2 separate regions of the Homo sapiens genome follow, and region 1 is linked to region 2. A link is a loop called in an ENCODE intact Hi-C map of the cell type or tissue named here. Cell type or tissue: transverse colon. All regions are shown on one strand. Each heading gives the region's core, and the rest is flanking DNA. Links, peaks and the distances in the headings are about the cores only. Region 1 overlaps GALNT16 (polypeptide N-acetylgalactosaminyltransferase 16). Region 2 overlaps EXD2 (exonuclease 3'-5' domain containing 2).

Evidence for each region. A loop is a pair of places that touch in the nucleus more often than their neighbours do. Peaks named below come from ENCODE experiments on the same cell type or tissue, not always from the same donor. Only the 100,000 strongest peaks of a DNase experiment are listed, where the experiment ranks them.
Region 1: it touches region 2 in a loop (5-fold over the local background); 67 of 110 quality-filtered maps call a loop at or near these places.

Annotation. Positions count from the first base shown.
Region 1 is chr14:69,352,653-69,364,565 of GRCh38, forward strand. It overlaps GALNT16 (polypeptide N-acetylgalactosaminyltransferase 16), which reads left to right. Exons shown (of 15, transcript NM_001168368.2): 15 at 1-1,814. Among named protein-coding and RNA genes, the nearest start is that of ERH, 40 kb to the right of the region's middle. RefSeq lists enhancers at 1,562-1,661, 1,692-2,191, 8,295-8,374. In transverse colon, for the core only: no CTCF peak of the experiment used is centred there; a DNase peak (open chromatin) is centred at 1,889; H3K27ac peaks cover 435 bases.
Region 2 is chr14:69,230,965-69,239,506 of GRCh38, forward strand. It overlaps EXD2 (exonuclease 3'-5' domain containing 2), which reads left to right. Exons shown (of 10, transcript NM_001193360.2): 6 at 3,736-4,067; 7 at 5,082-5,188; 8 at 5,443-5,578; 9 at 6,611-6,967. All of the region lies in intron 2 of GALNT16-AS1 (GALNT16 and EXD2 antisense RNA 1), which reads right to left. Among named protein-coding and RNA genes, the nearest start is that of GALNT16, 25 kb to the right of the region's middle. RefSeq lists an enhancer at 7,758-8,382. In transverse colon, for the core only: no CTCF peak of the experiment used is centred there; no DNase peak of the experiment used is centred there.

The DNA of each region.
Region 1 (11,913 bases), core at 662-3,161, 120 kb after region 2:
CCTGCAGGGGTAGCTGAAGAACAGGAAGGAGGTGAGAAGCCCGGTGACCTGTCAGAGATGCCAAGCCCAGGGTGGCACTGGGTTGGGTGGGGACGGATGGTGTCTTGGCAGCAAAGGATGGGTAATTTGCAAATGAACATGGATAGAAGAGCAGCAAAGCACCAAAAGAACAAGGTCTCTTACCCAGGACACAGTCCCTTCCACACTTTACCAGCCCCAGGGTCTGAGCCCGACGCTGCCTCTTCCGGTCCTGTGCCTGTGGGTGCCCACATTCTTAGCAAGAGGCTGCAGAGGGATCTTTAGGGGAAGATTCGGGCGTAGTTTATTAAACAGACTCCACTTCTATTTGGCCATGTGTCAGGCTGAGACCTCTCTCTCGGGCATTAATGAACAGCTAGTGCCCTGTCCCTGCCGCCAGGACCCACTGAAAGGACGGGTAGCCACACACATCCCTGAGTAGTCCCAGCCTCATTTGTCATTTTTGACTCCTGCTTTCTCAAAGGTTTTTGCCTCTGTCAATACAGCATCATGGGTGGTTGGAAAGAAGGGAACTTCCCTTCTGGACCAAGAACAGCCCCTAAGTCATTAGGGTTCAACCTCACCCTTATTCCCCTCCCCGCTACAGGAGCCCCTAAGTCATTAGGGCTCAACCTCACCCTTATTCCCCTCCCTACTACAGGAGGGATTTTCTTGAAGGGTCAGCTATTGCACTGTGCTGGGAGGCTGGCTGTGGCTCCTGTTTGTGAAGAGAACTCCCAGTTCCTTTTCACAGCCGCTGAGAACACATCCACACATCTACCCCACGGCCTTGTCTTGGAACTGCTCCTGCTATCCCCACACCCTGCTTCCTCACCCCACTGGCTCTTGGGCAAATGACTGTTGGTACCAGGACCCTGGGGGTCTCCCCTACAAAGCAGACCAGCCTGGGGCAGATATACCTACCACAGGAGCCCCCTGTCTTTCATAGGCCAAGGATCCACATACCCATAGAGTTCATGGATTCTAGAGGGTCTAGGAATCTCTTGAAATTGTCCCTAAAATACTGCATGTGTGTGCATACATGCATTTTCCTGGGGAAAAAGTCCATGGCTTCTAAAAGAGGTCCCTGATCCCCAAAGGGCCTGAACCTCTGCTCTGGATTGAAGCCACTGTCTGCCCAAGCTGCCACCCCCTAATCTTCCTCCCTGGCGTGCTCAAACTGCCATCGCCTGCTCCCTCCACACGGCCCTTGGGGTCAGCAGCCAAGTGTCTGTGGTCCGCAGCACCTGCTCTGGAGGGCTCTCCAGCAGTTTCGCCTCCTGACTCTCACCAGCGTCCTCTCGGCAGCACTCCCGTGCCCAAGTGCACCCCTCTGGACTTGCCAGCGCAGGCCCCTTCGCTCCCAGGGCCATGCTTTGCCTGTCCTCTGTCGTGATGTTTCTTCCGCAGCCAGGTGCAGCCTCAGATCCCCTGTTCATCTGGGAAGCCTCCTGCCACAGCTTAGGACAGAACTGGGCCCAGGGCAAAGGCCTCTCCCCAGAGGATGGACTAGAAGGCCTGGGCCACACTCGGGCATGGACCTTTGGGGCTGGGGAGCCGGGGCTGCGCCTGTTGAATGTAAGAGGACTGCTGACCAGAGGGCCTTCAAGAGGGTCTCTCTGTCCTTTGCTGTGGTCAGATCAGGCTCTGCACTTATCAGCCGGTCCTTTGTGGCAACGCAGCCCTGTTCTGTTTTTGCTTTTCCTCTTCTTGACCAAAGCATGTGCCACTAGCTGTCCTTGAGGACCTCGTCTTTATGAAACACACACCTGGAATAAAACCACTTCTTACATGTCCACATGCACCAGCGCCTTCCTTTCTGCCTCCAGGCCTAGCCCTTCAGCACACCCTCCCCCGCCTCGTGGGGAAAGTCCGGGCCTCCTTTCTGTAAAAGTGAAACTGAACATGCTCAAGTCTAGCCCTGTCCTGCACCTGGTAGCTTGCTCGTCGGCCTCCATGCCCTGTGGTGCCCCAGGAACTCCTGACTGCTCTGGTGGGGGCCAACAGGTGGCCCTACTGCAAGGGCAGGCCTTGGACCAAAACCAGGAATCAGCACAGGTCAGGTGGAGCCCAGGCTCCTGTGGCCTCATTATGGGATTCTACTTGGGGCTTAGAAATGGAAAGCAAATTGCTTCTCCAAATAGGTATTGCCCTGCCGCCGTGCTTGCCTTTAGCCAGCCCTCTCTCCTTCCCTGTGAGCCAGGCCTGTCCCCTCGGAGCTGCCCTCCCCTGCTCTACCACACAAGAAGGCAGTGGTACAAATTCAGGCAGGACATACTTCCTGGGTAAAAACAGCAAAATAATTCTGAAAAGAGTCTTACCAGACCAGCTTTGCTTGATTGGGTAGCAGATGCTCTGCCTAATGTTCCCATGGAAACCAATGGAAAACCCCCACCATGTCTGTGATCAGAAGCTGAACCTACCCAGGTAAAAATAAACGCTGCTTCAACATACATATGAACTGCAGCTGGCAGGCCAGCACACCACTAGCCTCTCCTGGACGCAACCATTTCTGCCCTCAGCCCCACTTTGCCGTGGGGCTGCTGATCTGGAGTTACCCAGAACTTCTGACCCCTGGGCCTGAGGAGCCTGGAGCAAAGCCCTAGCTGGCTGCAGAGAATACACCTTGGCTACAATGTCCAGCTTGGTCTGGGCTTAGGAGCAAGTCACTGTAAAAGACCTTGGCTGCAGCCTCCATTCCCCCATCCACCCCTCCGTCCTCTCAGGGAGCACAGCCCACCACCCACCGCCTACTCAGGGCTCCCTCCTGGCGCGCTGAGCCCCATTTCCACTCTCCATCTATTTTCACCCTCAGCCTTGGAGGGCTCTGGTGCTTGCTTCTCCTGAGTCAGGCTCTCTCCTCTTGCTTGCTCTCCTCCAAACCTACCTCTCCCAAAGCCCATTTTCTGTGCCACCCAGTTTTTTCCCTAGGAGATAAGGCTGTCAGCCTTTAGCCAGGCCCTGGAGGAATCAGCAAAAGCCCCAGGCTGGGTATTAACAGTTACGTCACTGGCAGGAGAGTCCCCCGAAAGCCTATGGGCAGGGCAGCAGAAGGGACTTCTGCACCAGGGCCAGACTCCCATTTGTACAGCAGGGAGCTGTTCCTGAGGATCCCTGGGCCTCTGTGACTTGGCTTCAGTTTTTACAAGGGCTGTTCCCCCTGGCCCCTCAGGAAGGCTGTCTCCATCTGCAGTTGGGAGAAATAACCTGGACAATATGACTGTCGTCCCAGGGTTCCAGCACCCCAAGGCCTGCGGGGGATGTCTCCCAGCACTGCATGGGGTGTGGTCCTTCTCCCACCAGGGAACAGGAAAGGAAACCTGGAAGGGAAAGGCTGGCATTTATAACGTCTGTAATTTCATTGCCAACAATGTTCTCAGTGTGTTTGGTATTTGTGTGTCCCTGTGATGGTCTGAGTCAGTGCTCCTCCAGAAGGAGGGGGCAACCCAGCCAGCTTCTCTAATGGGAAGAGGTCTTCACTGCCAGGCACTTAGGAAAGACCTGGAGATGGATCAGGGGAGGGCCTACTCTCCTGGGCTTGCAGCTGGGCTGTCTGAGTAGCCGACCTGGACTGAGGCTCCAGAGCCATCTGAGGACAATTTCTCCTGCTTAATTCAGCCCTGTGAAGCGTGGAGAAGAGTGTACTAGGGGTGCGGACTCTTGGGTCTTTAAGACCCATTCAAGCCAGGCGCAGTGGCTCACACCTGTAATCCCAAATATTCAGGAGGCTGAATTGGGAGGGTCCTTTGAACCCAGGGGAGTTCGAGACCAGCCTGGGCAACATAGCGAGACCCTATCTCTATAAATAAAAATTCAAATCAACTTCAAAAAATACCCATTCAGCTGGATCCCTCACTACTCTGCCATTTGCCAGCTGTGAGCTCTTTTTTTTTTTTTTTTTTTGAGACAGAGTGTTGCTCTGTCACCCAGGCTGGAGAGCAGTGGCATGATCTCCACTTACTGCAAGCTCTGCCTCCTGGGTTCACGCCATTCTCCTGCCTCAGCCTCCCGAGTAGCTGGGACTACAGGCGCCCACCACCATGCCCAGCTAATTTTTTTTGTATTTTTAGTAGAGACAGGGTTTCACCGTGTTACCCAGGATGGTCTCCATCTCCTGACCTCGTGATCCACCCGCCTCGGCCTCCCAAAGTGCTGGGATTACAGGCGTGAGCCACTGCGCCTGACTGAGCTCTTGAATAAGTTATTTCATCTCTCAGCCTTGATTTCTTTACCTGTTAAATGGGGTACTCATAGCCGTAAAGGATTTTTTTGTGAAGCCTGATCGCAAAGCATCTGGCCCTTTCCAAATGCTTAATCAATATGTCATTACTATTATTAATAAACATTTTCTGAGTGCCTGCTACATGCCAAACACTTTGCTAGGGGTGATGACACAAATGTAAACAAGACAGAAACGGTCCCTGCCCTCGAGAACAAATATTCTAGCAGAGGAGATGGACCAATCAGCAGCAACTGTGATACCACATGATAAAAGCTACAGGGGAAGGCAGGAGCTATGGGAGCAAGGAGAGGGAGCTCTCACCCAGAGCGTCAGTGAGTTGGTGCTCTCTCTCCAGAAGATGATGCTTCCAGGACAGCTTGAAATGACATTCCAGGCAATGCCTGCCTCAGGCTGGATAAAGGTTGGACTGGATAAGGTCTGGTGAAGTCCACTGGCCACACTAGCAGAGATGGCAATTCAGCTGGTACCTTGCTGGGTGGCCTGGGCTTTTTACCCTGCAGGCAGCATTGTGGTGACGTAGACCAGCCTGTTACAACAGGAGAATTCTAGAAGGAAGCTGTGGGAGCCATTTCAACCCCAACAGACACAGCCTGTGCTTCTTGAGCTAGGGACCATTCCTCCAGGGCTCGGTATTCTTCCTTCGGGAAGGTGGGTCTAGTTGGTACGGGAATTAGTGATCCTTCTCTGGAGAGAAGGGATACTCATGGTGGAGGCGTTCCAGGAAAGACTTGTTTTTGCCTGGCTCTCAGGTTGCTTCTGATCCCCTCAAGCCATCTGAAAACAAAGCCGGTCTTTCAACAATTTGTCTTTCAAATATGTGTCTCTTAAGATGTGGTCCAGATAACCTGCTCAGTATCCCTGGAGGGATTGTAGACCTGTATGCTCCTGGGTCTGACCCAGACGGGGAGGCTTAGAATTCCTGTGTTTGTATTGAGTGGTCCAAGTGATGCGTTTGCACATTTAAGTCCCATGCACCAGGAAGGAGAGCTGGAGGCCCAGAGAGGGGAAGCTGTGCAGGAGAGAATCAGAATGAGCTGGGCCCTGGATTGAGTACCCTGACACTCAGCACTGGACTCACTACAAGAGGGAGAAGCCAGGGGGAAAGAAGGCTACCCTTGTACTCCTTACTGTACTTCCCCAGGAGCCAGAAGAATGTAGGGACCACATCTTGGACCCGGAGGTCTGAGCCCAGCAGTGGTGGAGAGTCCCCAGCTGGGAGACCCTCAGTTGGATGGGAAACTAGGGATGGCAGGAGAGTCTGGGGGACTCTCTGGCAGGAGAACCAGGAGGTAAGAGTCTCTGGAGACAGTTGCTCTAGGGCCACCTCGATGGGGTCTCTGTCTGGGCCCCTCCCCACAGTTTGAGTCAGAGATGGCTCTCAGCATGGCAGGAGGCTTGCTCCTCTCCCCGTGGGTGGACTGCAGTTCCCACAACCCTGTCAGGCAGCTGCAGAGCTCCAGGTTTCTCTGCCCACAAGGGCAGGGGCTGCCCCTCGCCCAGGATGACTCTGCCTTCCAGAGCCTTGGCCTCCCTGGGGGTGGGAGTGTGGGGGATGCTAAGGTTAAATCAGGTCACAGTAAGTTGTGGGGGCAGCAGGTGGAGCAGCAGAGTGGCACTGGGAGCTTTCTCTTGGGTGTGCGGTGTGGCCTTGGTTCTGCAGCCATCAGGTGGGGGCTTGGGACTGACTTCTCCTTCTGAAGGATGCTGGGAAGGTGAGCTGGCTTTGGCAGTGCTTAGAGCTCCGGGGGGTTCCCCCTCCTAGAACATGCAAGCTCTCACACCGGTGCGTCATCATCACACCCATCATCAAGCCCACAGTGGTATACTGAACACCTGCCCCACAAAGACGGTGGAATGCTCTCAGAGGAGCCCCATGAACCACCGATGGTTACAACTATCCAATGCCTGATGGCAGACAGCCAGGCCAACCTCGGCTTCCACTCTCTCTTCCTCACCCTACAATCAGCCAAAGTGACCTGAGTCGTGTAGTGCGAAGTTGCTTTCTGCTTTCTCTTGTTTGTGCTTTTGCTGTTTCTTCTGCCCCATACTTTGTTAACTCCATGAGTTAAATGCTACCCATTTTCCCAGACAAGTGCTGCTTCTGCAAGGAAACCCTTCCTGATCCCCCACCTGTCTGAAAAGTACCTCTCCAGCTTGCTTCTTCAGGGTGCTGAGCGTTCCTTCCCAGCCTGTCATCACCTTCCTCCATACGCTATGGTGTGTTCCTGTCTTCTCTAGTCTTGTCCTCTTTTTTCTGTTAGATTGTAGCTCCTTGCTGACAGGAACCACGCCTGCTCCAGCTTCATACCTCCCACTGCTACAGCACAGAACCTGCTTCTCAGACTTACAGCAAATGTTTGTTTGCTGAATGAATTAATTAAAGATAAAGCATTCTAACTGGGTTTGTTTTTGTTTTGCTTTGTCTTTTAATGATAAAGCATTTTGGCATTTAGGAATTAGTACACTGCACATAGAAAGCACGCAATATACACTTGTCCATTTTTCGTCTCACTTCTTACAAGTTTGATGTTGCCACAACTCCACCCTCCCTATTCATTAGTTGTCTCAACAGCAATGTGTTGGTGATGCTGAGGACTGACACAGATTGAGCACTTTCTGGGTACCCAGAATCTTAGTAAGGCTACCATATGCACTCCAATGAGGTAGGTTCTCATACACTCACTTTATGGATGAGGAGGGGAGGCTCAGTTGAGAGAAGAAATTTGCCCAAGGATAAACAGCTAGGTTTAAACTCACTCTCACAGGAGCATGTGTCAATGGTCCCACAGACCAGCCCCTTCAGCTGGGAACTTATTAGAAATGTAAACTCTGGGCCAGACGCGGTGGCTCACGCCTGGAATTCCAGCACTTTGGGAGGCCGCGGTGGGCAATCACAAGGTCAGGAGATCGAGACCATCCTGGCTAATGTGGTGAAACCCCATCTCTACTAAAAATACAAAAAATTATCCAGGCGGGTGGCACACGCCTGTAGTCCCAGCTACTCGGGAGGCTGAGGCAGGAGAATCACTTGAACCCAGGAGGCAGAGGTTGCAGTGAGCCGAGATTGTGTCATTGCACTCCAGCCTGGCGACGGAGTGGGACTCTGTCTCAAAAATAAAATAAAATAAAATAAAGAAAAAAAGAAATGCAAACTCTTGGCCAGGCACAGCGATTCCTGCCTAGAATCCCAGCACTTTGGGAGGCTAAGGTAGGAGGACCACTTGAACTCAGGAGTTTGAAACCAGCCTGGGCAAAATAGTGAGACCTCATCTATACTATAAATTTAAAAATTAGCCAGGTGTGGTGGTGCATGCCTGTAGTCCCAGCTACTCAGAAGGCTGAGGCGGGAGGATCACTTGATCCCAGGAGGTTGAGGCTGCAGTGAGTTATGATTGCAGCACTGCACTTCCAGCCTGGGCAACAGAGCGAGACCCTATCTCAAAAAGAAAAAAAAAAAAAGAAGAGGCCGATTAGGAGACTGAGACAGGTGGATCACTTGAGGCCAGGAGTTCGAGACCAGCCTGGCCAACATGGTGAAACCACATCTCTACTAAAAATACAAAAATGAGCTGGGCATGATGCCCAGTGCCTGTAGTCCCAGCTATCTGGGAGGCCGAGGCAGGAGAATCCCTTGAACCCAGGAGGTGGAGGTTGCAGTGAGCTGAGCCTGGGAGACAGAGTGAGACTGTCTAAAAAAAAAAGAAGAAGAAGAAGGAGAAGAAAAGAGAAGAGAGGAGAGGAGAGAAGAATAGAAGAAAAAAAAGGAAAGAAAAAAGAAAAGAAAAGAAATGAAGAAATGCAAACCCTTGGGCCCCACTCAGACCTACTGAATCAGAAACTCTGGGGGTGGGGCCAGCCCTCTGAGTTTAACAAGCCTCTTGGGGATTCTGATGCATGCTCAGGTTTGAGAGCCACTGTTCTGGTGACTGAGATGGGTTCTGGTCCCCTGACGGGGCCACGTGTCACCACGTGGTGCAGAAGGCTCAGAGAGCTGGGTGCTGCGGGCCCTGCCCCTGCTAAGCAAGCTGCCTGCCACAGAGCTCTGGGCAGTGATGGATCACTCTGAGGCGGAGGGAGAGTGGGCACTGGGCTGGGCTGAGGGTTGCCACTGAACCAGCTGCCACATGCCAGCCTCGCTTTGCATGATTTATGAGTTTCTTCCCCAATACCAGCCACATATGGTTGACTTCATTCTAGAAGAGCTTCTGCCTCAGAAGATCTATTAATCAAGGAATCAGTGCTGCATCCTCCAGCCTGCAGGACAGGCATACATTTTACCGTGAGTTACATGGCAAAGCCCTTTCTATGAGTACTCCATTCAATGACATTTATAACTGGTCCTGTCAGTCACTGACCAAACACTGAGACACACATTTTATCTTCTTTGATCTTTACAACTCTATCAGGTAGGTATTTTCAATACCACCCCATTTACAAACTAGATATCAAAGCCCAGAGAAGTTAACATATCTGCCCAAGATTACCCAGCTGGCAGGATGGAGGGCCAGGATTTAAAATCATGAAGTCTGATCCAGGGTCCATGCTCCTTGCTGCTCCTTATTGCCTTTCACCCATCAGTCTGTATATTCATAGAACACTGACATGTTTGTACTGTTATCCCCATGTTGCACTTGAGGACACTGAGGCCCTGTGCAAAGCTCTAACAGGCTGAGAGCTTTTGTCCCCACATCCCGTATCCTTACATGGCTGATTCTTAGAATGGAGGTAGGATGAGCCAACGTTGGTTCCACAATCATCATTTTGCAGATGTAGAAACAGGATGAGAGGCTAAAGCACCTAAAGTCACAGGGGGCCCAGTGCGGTGGCTCACACCTGTAATCCCAGCACTTTGGGAGGCCGAGGCAGGTGGATCACCTGAGGTCAGGAGTTCAAGACCAGCCTGGCATGGATGGCGAAACTCCGTCTCTACTAAAAAAACAATAATTAGCCAGGTGTGGTGGCGCATGCCTATAATCCCAGCTCCTCAGGAGGCTGAGGCAGGAAAAATGCTTGAACCTGGGAGGCGGAGACTGCAGTAAGCCGAAATCACGCCACTGCACTCCAGCCTGGGTGACAGAATGAGACTCCATCTCAAAATAAATAAATAAATAATAAAGTCACAGGGCAGGAAATTGGGAGCACAGGACATGGTAGATCCAAGAATACAATGTCCCGTGATGTAGCTCTGGAGGCGATTGCGAATGGTCTGCCTTGGGGCCAGGCATCTTCTCTGGGGCTCGGGAGGGTGAGACCCCTGACTGAGCTGGCCTGAGGGCCCAGGGCTATGTCCAGCATGGCCTGTTTTCTCCCTGCCTCCTGGCCAGGGGTATTTGTTCCCAATGTCCTCCCGGCCTCAGGGTTCTCTGCTCTGCCTTATTTGTCCTCAGACATTCGTTTTGAGCTTGTTCAGACCCGTGTGTACTCTGCCTTGTGGCTTTGTCCACTTGAGGTGGAGGCTCCAGGGTGCTTTGTGGAGCCCCACAGCTTCCACCAGGTGCCTGGATCTCTGCATGCTCATTAAGCAGTGAGGCTTATTTAAAATTATTATAACCAAATGTGTCCATCTCAGTTATTTCTTGGCTGGTTTTCTGTGTTGGACTGCAGGGATAGAGAGGAGAGTTCAGCCTCACAATAAGAGAACAATTGCTGTAGCTCTGGCCCAGCTATTTCTGAGCTGGGAGACTTTTAGCCAGCTGCTTAGGCATCCTGAGCCTCACTGTTCTCAACTGAAAAATGGGTATGATGTGGGAGCAGATCAAATGGGAAAATGTCTGTCATCAGGTCTTGTAAAGTGGAAACAGCAGTCTGGGAATCCTCAGGATACGTTTATGCGACCCTGGGCAGGCCAGAGCTGCTAGACTCTAAAGCTTTGAATTTTCCAGCTGGTCAGGACTGTCTCCAGCCACCAGGGCAAGACTTTGCAGCTCAGACATGGTGGCCTGAAATGGTGGGAAGTTGACCAGAGAGAGGAGGCTGGGGAGTCCCAGCACCTACTTCGTTCCTGAGTGGAAGACTGCTGGTCTGGCTTTGAAACCTTGCTTCATGACACTTGCTTTACCTTGTGAAGAAAGCAAAGTGAGTTCAGCAGGGGACTTGATGTTTCAACAAGGCTTTGAAAACCATCAGAATATTGGACCGGGAGGGAAGGTTATGAGGCAGGAAGAGTGGTTCTGTTTGGGGTCTTCAGAGCACAGCTGTCCCACCGTTGTCTGCATCCCTGTCTGACATGACTTAGGTTCCCTGGAGCAGGGAAGATGCAGGCTGCGGAGACAGTCCTCGGCCAGTGCCCTCTGCTTGTGGGGGCCGTAGAGCACGCATGGCCTTGCTGCCATCACCAGGCCTGAGGGAGGATGGCAGTCACGCTGCCGAGAAGGACCCACAGATATTATCAACAACACAGAGAAAGCTGCTGTCGGAAGGCCCCTTCCCAGCCCAGGATTCGGTCTGCCCAGCAGAGGAGAAAGAGAAGAGGCTGGGAGTCTAACCTAGAGTTGAAGCCTTTCCCTTCCTAGCTGGGCAACCTGCAGCTAGTTACTTGAACTTTCTGAAACTCGGTCCCCTCACCAGCAAAGCAGGGATAATAATAACTACTTCTTAGGGGTGCTGTGAGATTTAAATAACATTTGTCAATGAGCTGAAGTAAATAAAAGAAAAAGAGGCATGGTGCCCAAAAAACTGCCCCAGTTCCTTGAGGAAGAAGTATTTGTCCTGCTCACGGCTGGATTGCCAGAGCTTGGTACAGAAGTGGTCAGTAAGTGTGTGCTAATGAATGAATGAATGAATGGAATGAGGCTCTGTTGAGGCAAGATGAGCCTCTCCTAGAAGGCACTGACTCTAACCCCAGTCCTAACCCTGGTTCCTGGGCTCTAAAAGGGGGCACGCATTCAAGGCAGATGCATGCCGATCTTGTTAACCTTGCAGATAGAGGAATCCTGTCAGGGATGGATTGGACAAATGGATGCAATCCAAGGGCAAGAATGCCAGGAGCTTCCTTGAGATTCTCCACCCCTATCCCTAGCCACTGGGTGACTGGCCCCCACTAGAGGTTCCCTGAGTGCCTGTACTTCCCCGCTTTTACCTTGAATCAGGGTTGCATTGGAATGGCCTGTGCTCTTCTGTACTCCAATTGGATTGCAGACTACATGAAGACAAAGACTTGTCTATTGCACCTAGTATAGTACCCCGTGCATGGTGGGTGCTTGCAGTAAGTGTTTCTTGAATGAATGAACAAGTGGCGATGAGTACAATAAAACTACTGTTCTCCATCAGTTCTGAGAGTCTTGGGGGATTGTTCTTTGTCAGTTTGTTCTCGGCTTCCTCTTTTAATTTGGCTGTTGACTTGCATTTTCATGAAATTAGGTGAGGTTTGACCCACTGAAAATTCTTTTTCATCAGGCATAGGAGACACAGCATTTGCAAGTGGATGCCAAATCAGTGCTTGATTAAACAGACAATGAATGTGAGAACAAAGATTATACAGCAGAGATGATGCGGTACATACAGATGGGGATGCATCTACCTTGTTAGAAAACTGCCTTCCATACTAATGGATTTGTTGAAAGGCTAAGGCAGTGGAAACTGCAGCTTTGAAATTATCTAAGGTTTTCATTTAAACTGGCAGCAAAGAGAAACTGATGCAGGCTTCTCTGTGG
Region 2 (8,542 bases), core at 283-2,782:
AGTAGAGATGGGGTTTCACCACGTTGGTCAGGCTGGTCTCGAACTTCTGACCTCAAGTGATCCACCCACCTCAACCTCCAGGTGTGAGCTACCGAGCCTGGCCAAGAGTCCTGATTTTTTTTGAGCATTTACTATATGTTGGGCATTTCAGAAAAAGGGATTTTTTTTATGAATACAAATGTATAATTTAAAAAAAATATAGTGTTATAAGTGTGTAGGAGTTATAACTTATTTTAAGAAGCAGTAAGTAGTTCCCTGCATTACCTTTCCCCATTCCTAATCCTTCTTCCTTCTTCTCCTCAGAGGCAACCACTTTCATTTCTTTCTGGTAATTATCATTATACTTCTAAATTACATGCATGCGTTATTCTTTCTTATTTATTTATATTATCTTTTGACATCATACTGTGGGAGATACGGTTTAGTACTCTTGCAGCTCCCCTGTCCCCGGACAAATACTTCTCTTCCCCATCCTCCCAATTTAGGTAAATCATCATTTTTATCAGGTTAATATACAGTATTTATATTATTTATAGCTGAGTCACATAGTAAACTGCAGTTACTTTTATTTCCCAGGATTAATAATTAGTATTTTGTTTGCATAGTGTTCCATGTACCTATTATTTCCACCCCAGACTCCTTATCAGAACTATGGATCTCCTCTGGGCTGGTTCAGACACACGTCAGGTCACTTACTTGTTTCATTTTCCCTTGGAGCCTTCTCTCCTAGAGCCCTCTATCATCTGGCTCCTCCCAGGACGGAGTGCACTCTAGGCCTGCTGCCCAACTCTCATCCTGGAATTTGCATTTACCATCAGCCTGGAATTCCCTTCACCTTTCTCTTTCATAGTAGATCCTCTGTTTTTTAAATTCCATGTCTTCTTCCTTTCTTGCCTTGGTGGAGTACATTCATAACAGTTTCTTGAGAAAGGGAGCATGAGCAGTAAAAAAAAAAAAAAAAAAAAAAAAAAAGTCAGTAACTGTCTTTTCTCTCAGGTGACTTAGTTTCTCCACAGATGAATCTTCTAGTATTCTATTCAAGAAGTGTAAGTCCCACTGCCTATATTCCAGTCACTGAGTGGGGGAAAGGTGCCAGTGGTTTTAACATTCAATGTGTAATCTCTCCCTTAATCCCCCTTTCTTCAGGTGACATTTTGTCCCTCCCTTCAGTTTTGCCTGGTATTACCAGGTCCAGATCCTCTGTGGTTTAACCATTATATGATTTAAACTTTTACTGTCTTTTGGGCTAGGGGAGGGATAGTTGTCTGGCCCTGTGCTGTAAAGGAGGAGATCAGGGTGTAAGTGTTCTCTATAGAGATTTCACCTTATCCTTCTGTTTCCGCCCTTGCCTTCACAGATACCTGGTGTCTCCATTCCTTATGCTTTCCTGGTCTCTGTGGCTCAAACTCATTTGAACTTAGGCTTTTTGCCATACCACTTGCATAGGCCTAGTTTCAACCTTGCTTGCCAAGTCAGTTACCACTTGTTCATCCTTGAGAAATGTTAACTGGTTTCCAAAGTAGCTACACCATTTTGTATTCCCACCAGCAGTGTATGAGGGTGTCGGGGTTCTGCATCCTTGCTGACATTTGTTATTGTCAGTCTTTTCCATTAGAGCCATCCTAGTAGGTGTGAAGCGGTATTTCATTGTGGTTTTGATTTACATTTCCCTTGTGACTAATGATGCTGGGCATCTGTTCATGTGGGTATTGGCCATTTGTATATCTTCCGTGGAGAAATGTCTATTCATACATATCCTTTGCCCATGTTTTAATTGGGTCATTTGTTATTTTATTTTTGAGTTTTAGGAATTCTTTGTATACTCTAGATCCTTTTCAGATAGATGATCTATAAAGTATTTTCTACCATTGGTTGTTTGAAGCACAATAGTTTTTAATTTTGATGAGCTCCAGTTATCAGTTTCTTTTTAAAAATCTCTTCCTTTAATTGCTTATGCTTTTGGTGTCATAGTCAAGAAATCATTGCCTCACCCAAGGTCATGATGATTGGCTCCTATATTTTCTTCTAAAAGTCATATAGTTTTAGCTCTTGCATTTAAGTCTGTGATCCATTTTGAGTTAATTTTTGTGTGTCTTGTGAGGTAGGGGTCCACATTCACTCTTTTGCATGTGGACCTCCAGTCATCCTAGTACCATTTGTTTCTTTATCATTAGAAAATAATGTGTTAGAGGGAACTCTAAAGTCTTCTCATTCAAGCACACATTCTTCTGTGGGAAACAGTCTGCTAATAGATATGTAGATTGTTGGATCTAGGTGGAAAATTTTATCCAAACTTGTTTTACTCTAAAAGTATAAATGATCCTTACTAATAGAATTATTCACTGGCTTGGTTATTAAAGGTGAAATAATAGAATTTTAAAGTCCTTACACTTTTTGTTGGGAAAAGCTATTAATTTTAGTTTTTTTAAAATTTTAGTTTTTTTTTTAAATTTAATTTAATTAATTTATTTATTTATTTTGAGATGGAGTCCCACTCTGTCGCTCAGGCTGGAGTGCAGTGGTGCGATCTCAGCTCACTGCAACTTCTGCCTCCTGGGTTCAAGCCCCAGGTTCAAGCGATTCTCCTGCCTCAGCCTTCCGAGTAGATGGGATTACAGGCGCGTGCCACCGCGCCCAGCTGATTTTTTTTATTTTTAGTAGAGATGGGGTTTCCCCATGTTGGCTGCGCTGGTCTCAAATTCCTGACCTCAAGTGATCTACCCGCCTCAGCCTCCCAAAGTGTTGGGATTACAAGCGTGAGCCACCACACCCAGCCGAATTTTAGTTTTGACCACGCTACTTTTTTTTTTTTTTTTTTTGAGATAGAGTCCTGTTCTGTCTCCTAGGCTGGAGTGCAGTGGCACGGTCTCAGCTCACTGCAATCTTCGTCTCCTGGGTTCAAGCGATTCTCCTGCCTTAGGCCTCCTGAGTAGCTGGGATTACAGGCGTCCACCACCACACCCAGCTAATTTTTGTATTTTTAGTAGAGACAGGGTTTCACCATGTTGGCCAGGCTGGTTTCGAACTCCTGACCTCAGGTGATCTGTTCGCCTTGGCCTCCTAAAGTGCTGGGATTACAGGTGTGAGCCACCATACCTGGCCCACAGTACTTTTCTTTATGACCAGCTTGCCTATCACCAGTTGCTTAGGAGAATGACTTACCACTATTAAATAAGTAAATTCCAGGAATGGGCCCTGTGACTTTGATTTGAGGCCCATGTTTGAAACCTATTTGTTTTTTTTGTTTTCAATATCATATTAATAGATATGGCAGTTCATTTCTGATTGACAGTCACACAGGCCTCTTAATGAATCATGATTTCAGCCATTCCAGAGGATGACTGCCTCCAAAGTGAATTTCATGTACTAGTTATCAGGCCTTTGTTAACTACCCTTCCCCCAAACTTGAGAGAAATCTGTCCAGCAATTTGGTAGTAGATAGAAACTTCACTGATTTATATAGGTGAGGATTTTCCAGCATTTAGAGTAAGTCATTATTTTAGCTATTTTAGTTAAAAACATAGGGAACATGAGAGTTAATCATACTATTCAATTTACTTTTGTGTAGTTTGAAAATTTTTATAATAAGAAGTTTTAAGGAAGTGTATGGTGCCCAGGTTGTCGTACATTTTGAATTAGGATCCTAAGAGTTATCTATTTCTTTGTGATTGACTTTGAAGTTTTTCTCTCTGGTTTGCCTTCCAGATTCCACTGATCTCTGACTTTTCTCTTCAGGTAATTTATGCTGCCAGGGATGCCCAGATTTCAGTGGCTCTCTTTCTTCATCTTCTTGGATACCCTTTCTCTAGGAATTCACCTGGAGAAAAAAACGATGACCACAGTAGCTGGAGAAAAGTCTTGGAAAAATGCCAGGGTGTGGTCGACATCCCATTTCGAAGCAAAGGAATGAGCAGATTGGGAGAAGAGGTTAATGGGGAAGCAACAGAATCTCAGCAGAAGCCAAGAAATAAGAAGTCTAAGATGGATGGGATGGTGCCAGGCAACCACCAAGGGAGAGACCCCAGAAAACATAAAAGAAAGCCTCTGGGGGTGGGCTATTCTGCCAGGTAACTGAATCACTCCCTGTCTAGTAAAGAGTCAGTGGCCCAGCCTTAGCAAAGGGTTTGATGCTTCCCTGGGGTCTGGGGAGAAGGCTTGTAGTAGGGGAGCAGCAGCTCTCCCGGGGTTAATCTTGCTTTTTCTTTCCATCAGAGACATTTGGTCTCTCCTTTGCTTTATTTGTGTATTTTTCTCCTTTTCCCTTATTTTACCTTTTTATTTATTGACAGTTGGGGTGGAAATGAGGAAAGCTTAGCTTAGTTCTGTCATTGACCCTGATGTGACCTTAGGCCTTAACTTCTCCAACTGTAAATGGGGATATAATTATCATTCCTTCCTTGTTTCAGGCTAGCTGTGGAAAATAAATAACATGTAGTGCCTCATACTTTTCAGGAGAAATGCATCATCTGATTTCTTGTTCATATGTTATTTGATTATTTAGAATGACATCCAGCTCCAAGAAAATGTTACTCTCTAGCCAATGAAAAATGTCCTGTATAACTTATTCCTCTATTGTAGGAAGATGACTAATAAGTACTTTGGAGCATAAATTTGGTCCCTGTAGCAAAGTGCCTTTAGGAATTAATTGGATGATTAAATTGAAGGAAGTGTTACTGCATGTGAGTTAGAAGTAAATCCACATGGCCCTCATTACTTTGGCTTGAACTTTAAAATTTTTAATGTACTTTGTTTAATCCAGTGATTTGGCAGTTTTCTTGTTGCTTGGTTCTTTTTTGCATTCACAGCAGAGCTGTGTGTAAACCACTTGACACACTCCCTAATGTCCTAGTCCATAAGTGTAAAAACTAGAGGCATAAACTCATTCATTTTTAGTTCTGTTTCCTAGCCCAGTGCAGGTGAGGATTAAACATGGTTTCTCACTCTGTTTTTTCCATAGTGGTGTGTTTGACCTTAGTGTTGAGAATAGTTTTGAGTCACTCAGAAGAGAGCATGGGAAGGCAACAGACATTTTGACCCACAGTTAGCTTCCGGTTTGAGATTTCTCTTTCCTTTCCCTGCAGAAAATCACCTCTTTATGATAACTGCTTTCTCCATGCTCCTGATGGACAGCCCCTCTGCACTTGTGATAGAAGAAAAGCTCAGTGGTACCTGGACAAAGGCATTGGTGGTATGAGATTCAGCTGTCCTTGTTTATCTCTAATTAGGTGCATTGGATGCTGGCAGGAGTGGGGAGTGAGATAAGGAAGAGGGAGGGATAGAAGAAGGCAGAGAGACCGTGAGATGCATGGGACTGGGTAGGCACAACCCAGAAATCATGTTCTCTGCCAGGCCATAGCAGAGAACAGTGAAGGTAGTGCTGCTTCTTGGGTGTGGTGGTGGGGGCAGGGGGAGCAGTCAAACACTGATGTCTCTTCTCTTAAGAGCTGGTGAGTGAAGAGCCCTTTGTGGTGAAGCTACGGTTTGAACCTGCAGGAAGGCCCGAATCTCCTGGAGACTATTACTTGATGGTTAAAGAGAACCTGTGTGTAGTGTGTGGCAAGAGAGACTCCTACATTCGGTGAGTGCAGCATTGGGCCACCCTGGTTGTCTGTGGCAGATGGAAATTGCTTTTGTAGCCATATGCAGAGCCTTTGGGGGCTGTGGCTGAGTCTGTCCACTTTGGCTGAGAGGCTTGTTCCTAGTATCCAGCTTCCCCAAGAGCTTTGGTATTCTGCCGCCCTTGCTATAGTGGCCCTTACCCCTCCTGAGCCGTTTCTCAGTTTCTGGAGTGCAACACCATACTCAGTAATGGTCTGTCATGGGGACAGTGGTTCCCTTTTGCTCATGAAAGACTGAAGACCAGTTCCTTCAGAAGCTGTGTCCCTCTCATCCTCTCTTGACTGGCTGACCAGCTTTTTGAGCCATGGTTTTATTCATGGAGTATCCAGATGTCCTGAAGCCTGCTCTGTGTTGTAATACTGTTTCACATCAGGGCCCCTGCACTGTGAGGGTGAGGCTGCCGACTACGTCTGAGTGCCCAGACACTTGGGCTTTCTCCCTGGCTTCTGTGGAGTCACTCACTTTCCTCCTTTCTCCCCTGCAAAGTGAGACAAAGTCATTGCTGCCAAGAGTTTTTCCTGAGAGCTTAGTTCTCCTTAGAAAATAATGATGAACCTGGTGAACCAGGGAAATAGATTAAGGTATTCCTCAGATGAAGGAAATTGGCTTTTTCAGGTTCCTAGGCCTTCTTGAGAGAGTTGTTTTCCAGTTGTCAAAGGCCATTAGAGTATCTTTTCAGTTCTCTGAGACTTTCCCTTCTGGGAGCACAGCCTTCTCAGAGGTTGTTATTAACCTGTCACTATGCTGGCCCACCACTGAAGCCCACAGCAGGTGGTCTGTACTTACTTGCAGGAGAGAGGAAGCTAAGACACAGATGGGCTGAGAGTGGAATAGGTGATACTGCCTTTCTGTGATCTGTGTTGGGCGGTGGTGCCCAAGGCTTCTCAGTCATGGTTAGGCCCCAGTTAGAACCCCAGTAGCCTGTCTGCTGTCTTCCCATGTGCTCTGTCATACACTTATGAGCGCTGCTTTCCGGCTGGGCTTGTTCCAGGAAGAACGTGATTCCACATGAGTACCGGAAGCACTTCCCCATCGAGATGAAGGACCACAACTCCCACGATGTGCTGCTGCTCTGCACCTCCTGCCATGCCATTTCCAACTACTATGACAACCATCTGAAGCAGCAGCTGGCCAAGGAGTTCCAGGCCCCCATCGGCTCTGAGGAGGGCTTGCGCCTGCTGGAAGATCCTGAGCGCCGGCAGGTGCGTTCTGGGGCCAGGGCCCTGCTCAACGCGGAGAGCCTGCCTACTCAGCGAAAGGAGGAGCTGCTGCAAGCACTCAGAGAGTTTTATAACACAGACGTGGTCACAGAGGAGATGCTTCAAGAGGCTGCCAGCCTGGAGACCAGGTACAAAGCACAGGAATTGTGGAATGTACCAGGGACATTAACCCTCATTACTTAGTGAGAATGCTTGCCAGGGAGGGGGCATTGGCTGCTTAGGCACAGTGCCTAGCCTCATGCTTCACCTAGTAGGTGTCTAGTAGTTTAAGATACCTTGGAAGTGGAATAGAACAATCTACTTGAGGAGTTCCTTTCCATAGGAAACTTGCTTTTGTGAGGTGCCTATCTTTGACCTTTTTAAAGATCATACACTTAATTTCGGTCATTTTTGTGATTAGCGTGCGAGTGCAGTTGTGGTGGAGCTGCATCTTACACATTCTATGCAGACGTAAATCCTCATGCCAGCACATGAGATGAAATAATAGTCCAATAACACCCTCGAAGTTCTGAAGTTCCCCATGAGATACAGTACATTCACCCCTCAGTATCCATGGGGGATTGGTTCCAGGACCTCCCTTGGATACTAAAATCCACCAATGCTTAAGTGCCTGATATACAATGGCATAGTATTTGCATATATCCTGCACACATCCTCCTGTATACTTTAAATAACCTGTAAATTACTTATAATACCTAATACAATGCAAATGCTATGTAAGTAGCTTTTATATTTTATTGTTTATGAAGTAATGAGAAAAAAGTTTGTACATGTTTGGTACAGATAGTACAGATAGTTTTTTTTTTTTTTTTTCCAAATAGTTTTGTGGTTTTTTTGTTTTGTTTTTTTGAGATAGTATATGGCTCTGTCACCCAGGCTGGAGTGCAGTGGCACTATCTTGGCTCACTGTAACTTCCACCTCCCAGGCTCAAGTGATCCTCTCACCTCAGCCTCCCAAGTAGCTGGGACTACAAGCATGCACCACCACACCCAGCTAATCTTTGTATTTTTTGTAGAGATGGGGTTTCACCAGGCTGCCCAGGCTGGTCTCAGATTCCTGACCTCAAGCAATCCACCTGCCTTGGAAGAACTGGGATTACAGGCATGAACCACTGTGCCTGGCCCCAAATCATTTTGATCTGAGGTTTGAATCCACAGATGCAGAACCCACAAAGATGGAGGGCCAATTCTATGTGTGGTTTTGTGTCTCCGACTTTATACAGGTCTGTGAGAACTGTGACTAATGAATTCATGGTTCCTATCTCACCTGCACTCCAGGGTATCGGCTCACTGAATGGAATGTTGAGCAGAATTGCTGTTACTATGTAAATTACTTTTCTCTTTTTTCCTTCCTTGCTTTCTCCCTCCTTCTCCATGAGTACATAGTTGAATTCTTGTGACACAATGCAGTATTCTGAAATGAGAAATGAATGGGCACGTGGCTCAGATGGTAAGAGCTCTGGGCTACCATGCGCAGTTCTGCCTCCCAACTGTCACTTTTTCCAACAGGACCAGGAGTTGAAATAAGGGAACTGATAAGTTCACAAAACCTTGAGCGTGATGCTGGTTTTTGTTAACTGAAAAATAAAAAAGTAACTCCAATTATAAGCAAATATTTAATTTTTTTAGAAAACAAAAATTTTTTTACTCTTATCCATTACTACTGATCCATTACAGATACTGCAAATATTTATTGAACAGTT